Linked DNA regions of Homo sapiens: region 2 is linked to region 1. Evidence: chromatin contacts called from ENCODE Hi-C or POLR2A ChIA-PET data. All regions are on one chromosome and are shown on one strand. The core of a region is the stretch at or near the end of the contact, and the rest is flanking DNA. Distances in the headings are between cores, read along the strand shown. Region 1 has its middle 15 kb from the start of RUNX1. Region 2 has its middle 53 kb from the start of RUNX1.

The links. A loop is a pair of places that touch in the nucleus more often than their neighbours do. ChIA-PET counts read pairs that join two places held with the same protein, here RNA polymerase II (POLR2A). Pooled maps may share reads with other maps.
Region 2: a map with no recorded cell type shows a loop between it and region 1 (9-fold over the local background). The contact joins two enhancer-like sites. A Hi-C loop is called at or near these places in 5 of 168 maps with a recorded cell type or tissue (B cell, CD8-positive, alpha-beta T cell, HepG2 and 2 more), 2 of 37 single-sample maps with no recorded cell type and 9 of 50 pooled maps. POLR2A ChIA-PET finds 5 or more read pairs at or near these places in 8 of 52 experiments (HepG2, OCI-LY7, WTC11 and 4 more).

Annotation. Positions count from the first base shown.
Region 1 is chr21:35,061,166-35,067,168 of GRCh38, forward strand. No RefSeq gene overlaps it. Among named protein-coding and RNA genes, the nearest start is that of RUNX1, 15 kb to the left of the region's middle. Within about 2 kb of position 2,731, at least 2 of the 41 ENCODE cell types and tissues checked have a DNase peak (open chromatin) inside an H3K27ac peak, as active enhancers do.
Region 2 is chr21:35,099,658-35,105,660 of GRCh38, forward strand. No RefSeq gene overlaps it. Among named protein-coding and RNA genes, the nearest start is that of RUNX1, 53 kb to the left of the region's middle. RefSeq lists a silencer at 5,574-5,752. Within about 2 kb of position 3,479, at least 6 of the 41 ENCODE cell types and tissues checked have a DNase peak (open chromatin) inside an H3K27ac peak, as active enhancers do.

The DNA of each region.
Region 1 (6,003 bases), core at 1,481-3,980:
TATATAAAATCATATCACCAGTGAAGAGAGATAGTTTGTCTTCTTCTTTTCCTATTTGGATACCTTCTTTCTTTTGCCTGATTGCTTTGGCTAGGACTTCCAACAGCTAGATTTTGAAAGCATGTTCGAGATGGGCTGTTGTGGGGTAAATAGGGATGGTCCTTCAAAAAGAAGGACAGTTCACAGCAGCTGTAGGTGATGAGTCTTGGCAGGATGCTGTGGCCACTGGTGCTATTAAGATATGATGAATATGGGATAACAGAGTGAGGTGTCCAGGGATTTCCAAAGAGTGTTCAAGAACTATTTGGACACCTGATCCTCAGGGAAGATATAAAAAGGTCAAGAGTGGGCACTGAAGAAGGAAGTCTTTGAAGAGAGTGATTGAAATGTAACTGATGCACTCGTCTTCTCCGACCTTAGTGACCAAAGCATAGAGGGGAGCCTGTCTGTCACATGAAATCTAGCAAGAGGGGCTTGAATCGGATCATGCAGGGAGCATGCGTCCATCAGTCGAGGTCTGACTTATCCCCTGGGAGAGTGGAAGTGTCCTCTTGTAAAGTAGGATAGACAGGGATAGCATTAGGAACTTCCCACATGCCCCTTTAGGAATCCTCAAATATGGAATCCCTAAACGAGATGTTGGCTAGGCATTGTTTTAAAAGGGATTTTGCCTAAGAAGGTGGACTTTTCAGGCAAGGAGATTTTAGCCCAGAGAGGTTATGATACAGACCACTGGGAGCAGCAGCCAAGAAGGAAGGGAGGAGGGGCCGATAGCCTAGAGAGGGTACAGCTTCTGTAAGGGCAGTTTCAGCAGAAGGACCCTAATGGGAGTGCCAATCAATGTGGAACCCATGAGAGTACACAGGGCAGAAGCAATTGGCAATAAACATCTATGAGGCCCAGAGAGAGCTGAGCCATCTGATACTAGCAGCAGACAAGCAGCCTCCCCATCCTCCTCCCTGTCTCCCTTCACCCTCCCCAGCATGGCAGTGTGAGATGTCTTGGTTAGCAAGGAGTAAGGGTGGATGGAGGAATCTAGGCTGCTGGAAGAAAGGAGCTTGGCCACATTCCATTAACCCAACCAAGCAGTCGCCCCAGTAGGCTCCAACTGTGGCTATGGGAGTCAAATCAAGTTTTCAGTTTTGATGATTTGAGATTCTGCGATTTAGAGTGACCATAGGACTTTTCTTATCTAAGTGAGAGGCAGAGAAAGGATCGCCCACATTGAATATATTTAAAAGAATAGTGAAAGACAAAAATCAAGTGAGTTTTCAAAAAGTGGAAACAATACAATGTGTCCATTGAGTCGAATGGATGAATGGATAGAAAAAATGTGGCGTACATGTAAAGTGAAATATTATTCTGTCCTAAGAAGAAGTGAAATTGTGATGTGCACTACAACACGGGTGGACATTAAAAGCATTATATTTAGTGAAATCATCCAGACACAGAAGGACAAATATTGTACGATTCTACTTATGTAAGGTAGCCAAAATAGACAAATTCATAGAGACAGAAGGTAGAATAGAGGCTACCAGGGGCTGACAGGTTGAGGGAAAGGCAAACCATTGTTGGATGAGCATAGAATTTCAGATTGGAAAGATAAAATTCTGGAGATGGATAGCAGTGATAGTCGCTTAACAAAGTGAATGTAATTAATGGCACAGAATTGCACACGAATGAATAGTTAAAATGATAAATATTATGTATATTTTACCACAATAAAAAAAATTAAGTGGCTTGTATGATTAGAATTCTTTGTGTTTAAAATAACTCTTTATATCCATGATAAGACTCTTATATAATGGTTTATATAATGGTCTGTACATCTTCTGGGTGAGTAGCAGTGGATTTATTTATTAATTATTACTCATCCCCTTCCCCTTATCAATGCTGGGTTGGACACTTGGATATAGATATGGCCAAGACCCGGCTCTTGGCTTTAGGTGATTGGGTTAGTGTAGTCTATCTTTTGTCGTGAGACCCTCAAGAAGGCTTGTTTAATTCAGTGTGCAACACAGTTAATATAATACTTCTTAACTCATTGGCATTACTAAATCTTTATTATTTTTATGATAATTAGAGGAAGCAATTAGAAGACTGTCCAGCAAAATGATTCTTCAGAAAGTTTCTGATTTAGCTGCATTCTCTGTGGCACTCTATACCTGCTGTCTACTTACAGAGGAACGTAGAGTTGTGTCTTAATTGAGAAAAATAAAACTTAAAATCATTTTTTTCTAGAATATAAATTACTATTATTAGGGTTGACTGCAAAAACTCTACAGACCCACAAACTCAGACACACACACAAACACATACACACATACATACACACACAAACACAAACACACACACAAACACACATACACAAACACACACACACAAACACACACAAACACACACACACACACACACACACACACGCTTTAGTCCAGGATATTGATTTCACTTTAAACTCTGGCCTCACTTGGCACGAATGTTTGGGCAAGCCCTAACATATTACCTTTGGGTATTCCCCATTCCTGTAGTTAGTCAACCACACAGAGGGCAGATCTAGAGGAGATAACTGATTTAATGATAAGTTAAAGGATTAATCCTTTTTCTGCAGCATCTTAATATGCAGAGATTATCTTGTCTGATGCCTGAGTTATAAATATATTGCCACTCGTGTTTAATCCCACACACCACCTATCTTTTCCTTGAATCTACTCAAGTGTTCAACAACAGCCTTCTAGGTTTCTGCCTCCCAGGTAATTCAGATGAAACCAGGAAATCATGCTGATAAAATAGTTTCATCCTGCTTGGAATTGCGTACCTCGCAGTGCACCCTTTTCAGAGAAGCTAAAGGAAATTCAAAATAAGAGATGGAGTCATGACTCGGGGATGACAACTATGTCTCTGTGTTCTGCTGTATTCAGGACAGTGTGGATCATGGACTACCTAGGACCTGCTTCTGAAGGTAGTGAGAAGCAGACTCAACCATGAATTCCTTTAGACTCAGAGCCCTTCACCTATTAATATATACAACATACACACATTTTAACTCCAAGACTTCCATTTTTATTCCTATCACTTATCCAATCTAGGGAGCTTTAGCTTACCCTCTCTTTTTGAGTGGACTGAAAACATTTGGATAAATCAGGTGATTCCACCGTACTTCAAACCCTCACCTTAATGGAGAAACATATTTTTGGCCCATCACTTCCTTTGAATTTCAAGTTTATCCCTACCAAGGACATATTTCTCTGATGTACTGAGGGTAGGCTTGCCAGACTTAGCAAAACAAAACAAAACAAAACAGAAAAACAAACAAAAAACAGCATGTATTGTTAACTCTGAAGTTTTGAGAAACAATGAATGAGTTTTTAGCATGTCCCAAATACAGCATGGGACACGGGTAAAGAATTATTCATTGCTTGTTTGTAATTCAAACTTAACTGGGCAGATTTAATTCATTTACTTTAATTCATTTAATCTGGCAATCCCTGTTGACAGCCAAGATGTGAGACATGCATGTGGACACATTTCACCTAAGAAACAGAAAGCTTTGGGGGTTTATTTAAACATACAGGAGAAGATAATAGAGTACGCCATTGAACTTCAATCACTGCAGGCTGCTGTGGATTTTTTTTTTTTCCTTTTTTCTTGCATCCTTTTCAAGGACCTGGAGAAGTGTTAAATACCAGGCTCACCCTGCTAATGGTTTGCCCACCAGTAAGAAACAATGGCAAAAGGGATCATTTACCTTGTTTTCTCCATGCGGGACTCACCTGCTTTCGGGTCCAGGCGAACTCGCTGTGGTATTGTTCTTCTCTGCTCGGTTTCCAAAGGAGAGCCCAGGCGCGTTAATTGCTGGGTGGCAGCTACACTAAATGCAAGTGGACGACAGCTGGGTGCCGGGCTCGCTCTGCAAGAGAAGGTTTGGGTTTCCATTGTAGTCCGCATCATAATCCGCACCCTTCCATCTGCACTAACTGTTGTTTTAGGTCTCAAGTAATTGGCTGGAGCTGAAAACATAAACACCTCCACGCGCTTGCCCTTATCATTTTCTTTTTATGTTGGTTTAGGAAATACACCTGAGAGACCAAATGCATACAATGAATCCAGCAATTACCAACCACCATGGGCGGACAGCAAATGCTCAAACAACAAAACACCCAAGGATGGGCGGCTGCTGGCTTCTGACTTTCCTCATGGGGATGGGGGTCCCAGATCTGGGTCTAGGACTCCCTCCCACTTCTGTCCTGGGACAGCTGATTTCAATACTGCCAAAGACGTGGAACTTTTCTTAAGAAGGTTCTCTCCTGATTTATTTTGAGTAAACAACTGATACAGGTTATGTATAGTGCTGGGAAAACTAATGCAGAGAAAGAGGAGGGACATAACTAGTTTTGTTGTCATCTGTGGAACATTTAATTGCAAAATTGTTGAAAGGAAAATTAGACCTCTCTTTCCCCCTCCCCGCCCCCCCAAGTATGGCTTTGGCAGAAAAATCCCAAAGAAAATTAGAAAGTGGAGATTAAGGGTGAAGATAGGGAGAGACATTCAAAAACACCACCACCATTTCATACCTTTGGGGCTGAGTTCTTTAGTCATTCAACAAGCATTTCTTGACCACATTCTATGTATTGGACACCGTTTTACTGAGCAAGACAATTTAGAATGAGGTTGTGAACATGAACTTGGAGCTACCTGGGTTTGTAATCCCAGTTCAGCCACCTACTAGCTACGTGTCCTTGAGCCATCTACTTAAACTATCTGTGCCTCCTTTCTCTCACTTGTTGAATGGAAATAATACCATTAAGTCCTTCATAAGGTCTCTGTGAAATGGAAATAATAATATTTCTTACCCCATAGGGTCATTGTGAGGATTAAATTGGTTAATGCCTGTGAAGCACTTAGAAAAATTCTTGGTACATATTAACTACCAAGTACATATTAGCTCTTATTTGGTGGTGATGTTGTGTTGCTGTTTAACATGAACGAATGTGCCATGTGACATTTTGCGTAAATGATGATGAAAGGGAAGAAACATTACCCCAAACCTATTAGTGAAAGACTGGGTAGACATGGTTTTTACTCATGCTCCCTCCTGCAGATAGTAAATTACTTAGGAAGTTGTTTTTGTCACTTTCTACTTTGGTCCCCAAACATCAAGAACATGGTTTCTTTAAATAATTCTTGAAAAATTGTTAGAACAACAATGATATGGGCTATCCATAGGAACATGTAGAAAGCATGTTTGCAATCACCTACCTGAAAATTAGAATTATCATCTTGGGTATGTTAAATTGAATTAAGTTTGGCCCAAAGCTGCCTCCATCCATATTTTAAGGTTGGCCTAACAGCTTCTCCACGCATAGCAAACTGTAACCTAACCTGATGGTTAAACAGACAGTAGCCTACGATTGTAACAAGTAGCCAAGTCTCAGTCAATCTGAGCAGTTGAGTTTCAGCCAATCATGGGGACCAACTGTTCAACCTGTGTTCTTAAAAGGCGAACACTGAGCTATCACCAATTCAGCTGTTTCTGTACCCACTTCTATTTTGTGTACGTCACTTTTCTTTTTCTGTCTGTAAATATTATCCATGCAGCAGTCCTGGGGTTGCTCTGAATCTATTCTGGTTTGGGGGTGGGGCGGGGTGGGGGGGTGCCCGATTCATGAGTCGTTGTTTGTTCCTACATTCTGTTAAATTGAACGTGTCTAAAGTTTTTCTTTGAACAGGTAGTGGGACTGAGCTACTATTCAGAATATTCTCTGTGCCCCACTGTGGCTCGCCATCATACCTTCTGTATCTTTTGCTTATCTTCCTGTCATGAGACTAGCAAGGTCTTGACAGCACTCACCTGAAGCCATCAATCAATCAGCTGAGGAAGACATCAATCTCTGTGATTGTAAACTACTGAGATCGGGTAGTTTGTGTAGTTTGTGGCCTTAATCTAGCCCACCCTGACTGACACATTGACTCTAACCAATGACCACCTAACCCATTGTTTTATCT
Region 2 (6,003 bases), core at 2,229-4,728, 39 kb after region 1:
TAGTTGCAGTTTAAACTACAATATATGGAGGTTTAAAGAAAAATCAAGTTACCACTGGGGTGTTTTGCTCTGTTTGCAAATAAACCTCTCTTCCTATATAGAGGAATATAAAAACTTAACCCAATAATATGATATAAAGAAAAAACTGTAGCCAATATGTTTGGGTTAGATTAAATAAACAAGTGTGCTTATTACACTTTTACTATTTTTTTTTTTGTGGTTTTATTATAAAGTAAGAAATCCCCTATCACAAATAATACCTTATTTTTATAGACTCCTATCCTAGGGCTGTCAAAGAGCTTAATTCCAGGGATGAAACTTCATTCTCACAGGACTCACCTGGGGAAAATGTATATTTAGGCCTTTTAATCTCCATGTCTCAAAGCATAAAACTAGTGATGCCATAGATTAGCTCCTCCTTTCCCTGAAATGCAACATGCACTGTACATGCATGCGCTGTACTGTAAAGGAGCATCACATGCATGTAGAGTGTGCAGGGAAGACAGGAAATGAAAATGCATCTCCCTGAGCTGTAGTTGGTTTAGGTAAGAGTTTATGGAAAATACGATTATTGACTGGTATGTATTTCAATGTGTGTTAGGTGGAGTTGCTCATGGACTCTTAGAGTTGAAGTGGAACAGACAGGTCTCCCAGCTCTCCAGCTCTGTTAAACAAGAGAAAGATGCTTGTGATGCCTCAGCTCAACTGTAATGAGGTCAACTCCTATCACTGCCGTTTCATCTCAGTGTTGATTCAGAACGCTTCCAGTTAAGTCCAACGCCCAAATCATCCTCACAAATTCCGTTAAGCCACAGCTCCCTCATCTTACTCTACACCCCCTCAGAGGTTTATTCTCATTCCACCCACTCTTAATTTCCCGCGGTCCTCCCAGAACTTCGGTTCCTCCATTTGCTTTCAGTCCATCTGGATCCACCTGGCTTTACTTCCCTCTTTATCCAGCCCGGCCTCCTTGGTTGCCAGGGTTTGTCAGTTCTCACTGGTAATCTCTCTCCCTCCTTGTCTACTTGTCATTCAGAGCTGGCAAAATTCCACCTGGGAACCCATACATCATTGGCCTTCTCCACTCTCAAGCCTGGGGGCTGAGCCCAGCTGGAGAAAATCACTAAGATCCTTCAACCAGTCCCACCAGGAAGCTCCCGCGGCTGTTCCAAGCTCTTGCCTCTCTCCCATGCTCTGCTTCACTGTCCTCCTGTCTCACAGCAGATTGTCCGGCCTCAGCTTCCTGCCTCAAATGCCCAGATGAATGCATCTGTACCCAGACCCGTTTTTAATTCCTGCTCCTTATTTCCTCTCTCTCCTGCCAATCCCATCAGCCATGCTCTGACCTGCTTTCTCTCCTGCTTCCTCCAGACCTTGTTCCCTCAACCCTCTTCCCTCTCTGCAGTATCCTCATCTCCCTCTCTACTAGGCCTTCCCCTTAGCATAGAAGCACACTTACATGTTTCCTCTGTGTACAAATAAACATAGCAATGAGTTTTAGAAAATGTTCCGTTCAACACGCTTTTCTTGACGTTCTCAATTTCATTGATTTCCAATTCCCCCAACTCCAGGCACACTCTCCTAGGGCCACACCCTGCATATTACCTGGAATTCTTCCTTCTCTGCCAGGATCCCTCTCACTGCCCATAATATTGTGTTATCTTTTGTCATCATTCTGTGTGCCTACTACACCTGTTCTTTGATCTCTTAGGGGCTCCGATTGCTCCATTTCCTTGTTGCCTTCATTCCTATTGCTTAGTGGCCTGGATCTCATGGCTCTTGCCTTGAAGCCATGAAGCTCATGGCTTCAGCCTCTGTCTGTCTACATCTTCTTTCCCATTCTCATTTTTCCACCACACTCACTGGTAAACTCCATCCCTGGATTAATACAACCATCCACCCTTCCTACACCTGGACTACTGGTGAAGCTCACATACCATGAGGGTTGGTGCCCTATGCAGCTATAGCCTCCAGCTTGAACTGGAAGCTCAGCTATATCCCACTCTCCTTCCACAGGTCCCATAATACCTTCCTCTTCCATTCCCCTAAATCATTGTTTCTCTACAGTCTTCAAATCCCCCTTGGAACTATCTCTTCTCTTTCTTTTAGGGGGTGACAGGTCTTCTTAATACTCCAATTAATGAAAACTGACTCAAAGTGACACCTTCAGTGCTCTGTCTCAAGCACTGGTTACAGATGGACCTACTCTCAGAGCCCTGAAATTTCCATGGAAAAAGTGATACCCACTTCTCACAGCTAATGTTCCCACATGGACTCCAGTTCCTATCCCCTACTTGCATCCTTCAGGGTCATGCCTTATTAATCATCTCATTATCTTTCATTTCTAGTAACTTTCGTTCTATTGCCTCTTCCCTCTAAGCACATATAATAACTATGTTTAAATCTCCATCCACAAACCAAATTAAAAATAAGAACAAAGCACAAAATTCATCCTTGATCTTATATCTTTCTATACTGTCCACTTTCTCTTTTGCTTCCATCACAGGCAAATTTTTGGAATTAATTAATGCTCTCCCTCATCTCATAAACCTTCTGGGGACCTTGTTTCTGTTCCAGCATGCCACTCAAACTATCTTTAAATTACTGGGACTTTCCTATTCTCATGCACATTTGTTTCATGTTCTTCAACTTCTACAGGTGCTTTGTTGGGAGAAATTATCTCCTAGATTTCTATGATAGTTTACTCCAGGTTAACTCTTTCCTCCTCCCACCATTTCTTCTCATGATCTTCAACAGGTTTCTCTTCCTCTGCTTTTCTTTAAAGTGTTTCTCAATCCAAGAGCCCTATCGGAATCCTGCAAAACCTACCACTGAGTTCTCCTTGATGAAGTGTTTCCTAAATGAATCCCTTAACCAATTGAACTCTCTCATTTAGAGATACCCAATACTATGGAAATTTACCATCCTGATCATCATTTGTTCTTTGTATACTTTCCTTATCTGGCCCATGAGTTCCTCATGAGCAGGGTCATGGCCCTATGTCTGGTTGTGGCTTACAGAGAAGACAGCCAGTCAGTACTTGTTTAATGTAACCCAGTTGAGCTGTTATCCTTTCTCTCTGTTGTCTGTTTACATTATATATTAGCTGCCCTTACAGAAGATCTGTCCTGCCTTTGTTCTTTTACTTGACTCTCATTTTAGGTCTTAGCAAATTTTGCAAACTTCTTTGAAGCACAAAGATTCTCAACACTATTTCTTACTTGCATTTATGTTCATCTTCTTTCCTTTTTTTTTTTTTTTTTGTACAAGTGTTCTTACGTCTGACTTTACCAGAGAATTTCCTGTTTGGCTACCTCTTGAGATACTTCCCCATTTTCTTCCCAGTCGGGATTGTGCTATGAACAAGGACCCTTCCCTCTCCAGACTTGTTTCATGCTCACGTCTTAGAATTCCACCAATCTTTGCTCTAAGCTTTTAGAGTTCTGCCTCCTCAAAAGGCGGTCACCCACCTGACAATACCCAGCTCACCCATGGTTGGCTGTGGGAGGCTCTAGAGTAACCTGCTCCTTTTATCTCCAGGGCCCCCGTCACTTCCTCCTTGGTTAGAATAGATCCAGAGAAGCAGCTCTGCCTCGCTTCCTCTTTGGACTGAAGTCGATTTCTAGCAGCTGTCCCTGTGGGCTCCCTGCACCCGGGCCCCTCCCTCTGCAGTCACCCAACCTCTCTGGCAGCATCTGTGCTGTTTGATCCATGCCTGGAAAACATCAGTGCTTCCTCCATCTGGATGGGTGGTCTCCAGCATCGTCCCACTCTCCCTCCCTCCTTTAATCTTCAACCAAACTCTCTGTGCACATTCTTCCATCATGGTCACACATTTCACTCCAGGTGTATATGGCTTTGACTGGCTTAGCTATTGATCCTATTTCTTTTGAACATGGCATTTCCTAGACCTTGGTGTTCTAGGCCAATTAAAAACCTGCTTCCTTATATCCTGGTGAGGGCAAATAATGGTGTTTACCTTCCTGCATTAATATCCAACATGCATTTTATTTGTTAACTATATTTTATCCCTACTCATTTGGTACATGAACATAATCACTCATTCTGTGCCTCTTCAAGTTATTCCTGACTGTGAATTACTTGACACCACTAGTATTATTTTTCTCTGTAAACTTTCCCAATATTTATTTGATACTACACATTTTGCAGAACAAAGCCTCGATTATTTTTATTCTTTATTTTTTAATTTTGACTTTTAAAGTTCCTTATTTTCTATTTATTATTCTATTGTTCTATACAACAAAGTTAATTATTACTGTTAACTTTTTTAAAAAAAAACTTTTAAGTTCAAGGGTACAAGTGCAGGTTTGTTACACAGGTCAACTTGTGTCATAGGGGTTTGTTGTACAGATTATCTTATCACCCAGGTATTAAGCCTACTACCCAACAGTTATTTTTCCTGATTGTCTCCCTCCTCCTACCTTCCAAACTCCAAAAGGCCCCATTGTGTGTTGTTTCTTTCTGTGTGTCCATGTGTCCTCATCACTTAACTCCCACTTATAAGTGAGAACTTGTGGTATTTGGTTTTCCATTCCTGTGTTAGTTTGCTAAGGATAATGGCCTCCAGCTCTATCCATGTCCCTGCAAAGGACATGATCTTGTTCTCTTTTATGGCTGCGTAGTATTCCATCATGTATATGTACCATATTTTCTTTATCCAGACTATTATTTATGGACATTTAGGTTGATTCCATGTCTTTGCTATTGTGAATAGTGTTGAATAACTTAGTTCAGCCATTGTGGAAGACAGTGTGACATTTCCTCAAAGACTTAAAAACGGAAATACCATTCAACCCAGCAATCCCATTACTGGGTAAATACCTAAAGGGAGAACATTATTTTTTATTACTATTATTATTTGACCATTTTGGGAGGTTATCTTCACGATTTATACATGATTTTCAGGAACCCCTATTTCAGTACAATAATTTATGATGCAGAAAATTAAATCCCGTCCTGAGGATAATAGTAATAGTAGTATTAGTGGCAACAGCACTAGCAATAGTAGTAGTTATTCTATTAAATATCCAATACATATTTATTAAGCACCTATTATGGGCCAAGCACCCTGTTATATGTAGGGGAGAAAACAGTGGAATACATTCAAACTGTCCCTGACCCAGTGGAGTCTGCTGTCTCCTGAGGGGCTCACATATTCACATGAATAAAAATAAAAGTTAGACCTATGGTACAGGCATGGCAGAGGCTACTGGTCACCCCCCACTAACCCAATCCATCTGTAGATTTTTAGGGGTAGAACCTCTGAGGTAGCTGGACTCATGGCTGCTCAGCCAGAGACAGAGGCCATATCTCCCTCTTAACTGAGAGGGAGCATTCTATTTAATAAGCACTTCTACTGCACTCCCTGACCGCTAGCCACTGTCCTAAGTCCTTTAAGCATACTAGCTCGTCTTATCTTCTTGAGAACACTTTGAGGTAGACAGATGAGGAAACAAAGGAACAGAGAGGTTGAATATTTTAAGTCACACATCTCTTTTTCTTAGAGATGAAGTCTCACTCTGTTGCCCAGGCTGGAGTGCACTGGCATAATCTTGGCTCACCGTCACCTCCATCTCCTGGGTTCAAGAAATTCTCCAGCATCAGCCTCCCGAGTAGCTGGGACTACAGGTGCGCCCCACCATGCCTGGCTAATTTTTGTATTTTTAGTAGAGAAGAGGTTTCACCATGATGACCAGGCTGGTCTCGAACTCCTGACCTCAAGTGATCTGCCTGTCTCAGCCTCCCAAAGTGCTGGGATTATAGGCGTGAGCCACTGCGCCTGGCCTAAAGTCACACACCTCTTAAGGGAAGTAGCTAGAGTACAAATCCAGCCAGTCTAGCTTCAGAGTCAATGCTCCCTGTGTCTATGTATAGGCATAGATTTTTCAATATCATATGTGTGTGTGTACATACAACCTATATGTGTAAACACAAACCTGCAGACTGTGTGTATGTGTACAGAGGTCACACCAGTCCTTCAAT